Regions from separate parts of the Homo sapiens genome. Here region 1 is linked to region 2. A link is an interaction called in ENCODE POLR2A ChIA-PET data of the cell type or tissue named here. Cell type or tissue: PC-9. All regions are shown on one strand. Links, peaks and the distances in the headings refer to the core of each region. The heading gives the core; the rest is flanking DNA.

Evidence for each region. Peaks named below come from ENCODE experiments on the same cell type or tissue, not always from the same donor. Only the 100,000 strongest peaks of a DNase experiment are listed, where the experiment ranks them.
Region 1: POLR2A ChIA-PET joins it to region 2 with 8 read pairs; 1 of 35 experiments calls an interaction of 5 or more read pairs at or near these places.

The regions. Positions count from the first base shown.
Region 1 is chr6:106,380,813-106,383,731 of GRCh38, forward strand. All of the region lies in intron 1 of CRYBG1 (crystallin beta-gamma domain containing 1), which reads left to right. Among named protein-coding and RNA genes, the nearest start is that of CRYBG1, 22 kb to the left of the region's middle. In PC-9, for the core only: no CTCF peak of the experiment used is centred there; DNase peaks (open chromatin) are centred at 679 and 1,289; H3K27ac peaks cover 893 bases.
Region 2 is chr6:105,668,070-105,670,988 of GRCh38, forward strand. It overlaps the pseudogene LOC100130683. Among named protein-coding and RNA genes, the nearest start is that of LINC02836, 37 kb to the left of the region's middle. In PC-9, for the core only: no CTCF peak of the experiment used is centred there; a DNase peak (open chromatin) is centred at 1,382.

The DNA.
Region 1 (2,919 bases), core at 242-2,741, 710 kb after region 2:
AAGCAGCAATGTGTAATGTGTAAGGAAATTGAATTCATTCCAGTGATAGTTATTTCCACCCTTTTCAGTGGGGGTGCCCTTGATGAAACGTAGAGTCATCAAAATCAAGATGTTTCAAACTCCTTCTGAGTAGAAATCTTAAACATCTTGGATGATTGCAAATGGGAAAGAGGAAAACTGCAAAAATTATGTGTTTATTTTAGACACATAACATGAAAGAGTGGATTACATAAATGCTATTTCAAGAAATCTCTTAAGATGTACATACATTTGTGTCTATATGTTTGATGATCACTTTACAAATTCAGCATAGGATCATAACATAGAAACTGAGGTATATCCAGACACTCCTATATACAGCATAGAAGAATTTAACTAATGACAAAAATTCAGGGGACAAAAAAGTTTACAAAATTTGTGTCTGGCTTCTTTGTAGTCATAATGTGTCTGTTGACTTAATAAAATAGCATATTGCTTTCTTTACAGGTTTGAATCATAGTGTCTTGTGGCCAAAATTCCTAAATTCTGCTCACGGTTCAGCCATTTCCTGGGTGTGTTACCTTAGGTAAAGCATTTTACCTCTTTGGAGCTCAGTTCTTTCAACCATGAATTCTAAGTGCTAAAAACCATATCCAGTGAAAGACAGTTTTACTGAGAGAAGGTTACCTAGGAGATTGGCATCTTAGGTGAGTTCAGCTAGAAGCAAACTCTATGACAAGGATGTAAGTATAGATGTAATTTAGGAAATACCTGTGGGAAGTGAGTAAGAAGCCAGCCAGTAAAGGGGAAATTATAATGCCAGTTTCCACTGTTGGTAAATAGAGGTTGATCCTCTTGGGAAATTCTGGATACCATTGCAGAACTCAGAACTATGCCGTCTTTGGGGAGAGGAGCTGGAGTATTAAAACACCAAGTTCTGCCAGTCATTGGTTAAGGGCCGATCCTGCAGGCACTGTTTCTCTGGTACTTTCTGCTTTGGGCAATGTGTGCTCCTGCTAGCCAGAAAGCCCCCAGGTGGTTGGAAGTCCAGTTGTCCCAGGCTATATTATCTTGAGGAGATATGGACAGGGCATGGACAATGTCTGACATAATCTAGTTACAGGGGTACAGCCAGAGTACATCTAAACTGCTAGACTATGGTGCACCAAGGGAAGATAGATATGCACTCACTTCTAGAAGGAAACACCTCTAAGAGACACTGAAGCAGTACACCAGGAAGCAATGAACAGTCCTCCTCAGCTGTGTCAGTTTCCTGTCTACCTCTAAACAAAGGCATGCAACAGCCAGGGAGGGGCAGGCTTCTGAGCTCTTAATAGCCTTAGATTTGGGAGGCCAGCCATGGGCATTGCAAAAAACATGTTGACAGTACACGTGTGGTCAGTAGTCAAAATTGCAGGGCCTAATTGCTGGCTACATCTAGGACATAGCACTTTAAGGGGAGTAGTATCCATGAGGACTTTGTTGATGCAAAGGGCAAAACTACACGGGGAATCTGATTTATTTTGTGGAAATTCTTCTTTTGATAGAGAAAGAAATTCTCTGGTATGTTGTAAAAGAATATTAGGAGATACAGAAATTTTTATTAGGTTTTATGGGAAATCAAACCAGTTATTAGCATCATTCCTGAAAGATTTTGAAACATCTGGACTTTGAAATTTTTGTTCCTTCAGTGTCACCAGTTTTGTGAAAACTCCCTATTGCTTTCTAGGTAAAGTTGGCTTCTAAAAATGAATTTTTTGGCCAAGCATGGTGGCTCATGCCTGTAATACCAGCACTTTGGAAGGCCAAGAATAAAATAAAAATAATAAAAATCAAATTTTCTACCAATTGCTCTTTATACAATGGAAAAGAATGTAATCTCTGTTAGAATTATAATTTTCTTTCATATTTTTGTAATAATTTTGATTTTATTTTTAATATTTATGCCAGAATCAAAAGCCAAGTGTTTGGAAATAGTTTCTGTGCTATTGGCATGCAAAAGCTAGCTTTGGATGATAATCCATACACTTGTGATTATTATAAAAAATTGTGATTAACTATAACATTACCTGATGAATCATTGTCCTTGAGTTAGACACATTGCAAAAGACAATTGTAATTAGAACATCATGACTTTATTATTATTAAGTAATCTGCTTACTACAAAATTATTGATATCTAAGTAGGGCTAATGGGAAATCCTGCAATTTTTTGTGTGTGTCTCTATATCCACAAAAGGCAAGTAAGTAATCAAGTGGGCAGAAAGACTCTTGAGGTAGCTTTTTCCAGAATGGAGGTAGTGAGTTCAACTTGAACTAGTCATGGAACCAGAATTTTAAAGATTTTTTTAAAAGTATATGAAGATATTACCTCATCTAGTATTTCTCAAAATGTGTTAAATATCCAAATCAAAATCACTCAGGTGTAAAAAGCAGATTTCTGTTCCTCTAGAAATTCAAATTTGACAGATCTGAGGTCTGCATCTTAACCTCCATAAGTAGTCGTTAAAGTTTGAGAACCAAGGATCTAGCCCAGTTGGGATTAGGAAACTGAAATCCCAAAAGGGACTTGCCAAGGGCACCAGGCTATTCAGTGGCAAAGCTGGGGCCAGAACCAAGCTTTCTCTAGTTTAATGTTCATAAATGCATGTCCCAAACTTATCCTTTGCTTAAGTGATGATAAGTAATCTTTTACTATAGAATCAAATACAGCAGATGTATTAAGTCTCAATCCTTTCATAAATGTAAATGTGTAAATGAAATTTACACAGACTAGAATAATAGAATAGTTTATAGTTTTGAAAGGCTGGACTTTAGTTCCTGAAAGACTGTGAAACAAAACAGACAAAAAGTGCTGGTATGAACAGATCGCTAACAAGGCTCCCATATGAATGTATCATATGATATGTCACACATGTTTTTCCTCTGATCAGTTCTTTAT
Region 2 (2,919 bases), core at 118-2,617:
CCTGAGACCAGTTGCTTCCATGGAGCGGGACAGATGCCGTAAATGGATTTCTGTAACAGAAGTGACATGTGTACTGATTTTTCTCCAGAAATATGGATGCTGTTTTATTCAGTCTCCATTTTTAACTTGGGGATGTGAACATTTTAACATACTGAATCCTCTTTTTCATGAGTCTCTGAAACTGGAGCAGTTCAACATTATCCAGTGTGAAAATCAATGAGTCCTCCCTGGCATCCTCGTGAAAGTGCAGACACTTCATGGAGGGACTCCTTTTAAAGTTAGAATTAGGAAGATGAGAAAGTAATTTGAGATTTTACTCGGTTGAATTTTAGAGTATTTGAAGTAATTGTTAGATATTTGCTTCTCAGGAGTTGATTAAACTTTGGAAGGTTAAAAAAATAAAATAAATAAAAACACATACATTGTAGGGTATGCTAGAGGGACAGAACTAATAGGTAGATAGATATCAAAGGGAGTTTATTAAGTATTAACTCACATGATCAGAAGGTCTCACAATAGGCTGTCTGCAAGCGGAGGAGCAAGGAAGCCAGTCTGAGTCCCAAAACTGAAAAACATGGAGTCTGATGTTCAAGGGCAGGAAGCATCCAGTATGGGAGAAAGGTGTAGACTGGGAGGCTAGGCCAGTCTAGTCTTTTCACATTTTTCTGCCTGCTTTATATTCTAGCCATGCTGGCAGCTGATTAGATGGTGCTCACCCAGAGTAAGGGTGTGTCTGTCTTTCCCAGCCCACTAACTCAAATGTTAATCTCCTTTGGCAACACCCTCACAGACACACCCAGGATCAATACTTTGGATCCTTCAATCCAATCAAGTTGACACTCAGTATTAACCATCATATACATATACAGAAAGAAGCGGTTTGCTGCTATAAACTCCGTGAGACAGCCAAAAAATTGTGAGTTCCCAAAGTGTGAGAAGGGAAAAGTCTGCCTCTGAACACACATCCCCATTGGGGAACCTGAAAATCCATATCACAGGAGGATTTAACCTTACCTATAATGGAAATGGATTTCGAGTTGAGCAAAATATAAAAGTAGAAGCAGCAGCAGGAAAAGCCCTGTAGGCACTCCTGGTCCCCAGCTAGAGCCCAGGGAAACCATCCCTGGCTTTATCTCATAGCAGTCCTTGGGACAGCAACAGAAGCCAGTGGAATTGGGGAGGGGCCACAGGGTGAAGGAAGCTTCTAGCTGAACTTTGTAATAATTTTGACTGAGCATGAATTTACCTAAGCAGATCGGGGCAGGGGTACTGCAAATGGGAAGTGTAGATACAAGTGCGGAAGCCACAGTGCATGGTGCAGGCAGGCATGCAAGGAGGGGCAAGGCCTGAGACTGTTTGCTTTCTCAGCGGGGAGGCTTGTAGCCTGGGGCAAGATTTCAGCCCTGGTGACCCGCTGCCTGGATATAAACTTTAGGATGTTGGTGGGGTATGGCGGGAGTGAGACTGGCCTTGCTGGCTGTGTAGGAGCTAGGTGAGGCCTGTCACTGCTGGTTTTCCCCCACTTCCTTGGTGACCTGTAAGATGCAGCAGAGGCAACCACAGTCCCACTGGGAACATAACTCTATTAGCTGGAGAAACACCTCCCATCCTTTGCCACCAACAGTGACCGAGGCAAGCCCTGCCCAAGGAGATTCTGAGTTCAGACCCACCTAACCCTGCCCCAGCCTTATGGTTTTTCTCTACCTGCCCTGGTAGCTGAAGACAAAAAACAAAGTCTTGGGAGCTCTATGGCCCCACCCATTGTCGGCAAAACCCGAGTGCTTCTCCTGGCCAAGGTAGGGCAAGCTTATATCAGCCTTCAACTACTCCAGCTAGTGCTCTCTTGAAAGTGCCATCTCCTGGCTGGAGGCCAACCAACTCAAGCCATTACGGCAACTCATAACAGAACAACCCTGCTCCAAAGACGAAGAAAACAACAGCTAATTCCACTGCCTGCAACACCCTGGCTAACCAGAGCTCTTGAGTCTGTCCACATGACAACTTCATTGCTAGCAAAACCAGCATTCAAGAAAACCAGTGCAATCAACAAAATTACAATCAAGGACTCCTACAGAGTCTACTTTACTTCCTTGCCACCTCCACTGGAGCAGCTGCTGGTATCCATGGCTGGGAGATCTGAAGACAAATCACATTACTGGACTCTTTGCAGACATTCTCCTGCACCAGCCCAGGACCTGGTAGCCCCACTGGGTGGCTAGACCCAGAAGGGAAATAGCAATCACTGCAGTCTGGCTCTCAGGAAGCCCCATCCCTAGGGGAAGTGGGAGAGTACCACAAAAGGGATCACCTCATAGGATGAAAGAATCTGAACAGCAGCCCTTGAGTTCCAGATCTTTCTACTAAAACAGTCTTCCCAAATGAGAAGGAACCAGAAAAGCATTTATGGTAATATGACAAAACGAGGTTCTATAATACCCCCAAAGATCATACTAGCTCCCTGGCAATGGATATAAACCAAGAAGAAATCTCTGAATTGCCAGACAAAGAATTCAGAAGGTTGATTATTAAGCTACTCAAGGAGGTGCCAGAGAAAGGTAAAAACCAACTTAAAGAAATTTAGAAAATGTTACAGGATATGGTGAATCCATATCCTGAGAAATAAATAGGTATCATGAAGAAAAGACAATCACACCTTCTGAAAATAAAAGATACACTTAGAGAAATGCAAAATATGCTGGAAAGTTTCAATAATAGAATCACACAAGTAAAAGAAAGAACTTCAGAGTTCAAAGACAAGGCTTTCAAATTAACTCAATCTGACAAAGACAAAGAGTAAAGAATAAAAAAAAAATAAAGCCTCCAAGAAATTTGGGATTATGTTACATAACCAAACCTAAGAATGATTGGTGTTCCTGAGGAAGAAGAGAAATTTAAAAGTTTGGAAAACTTATTTGCTGC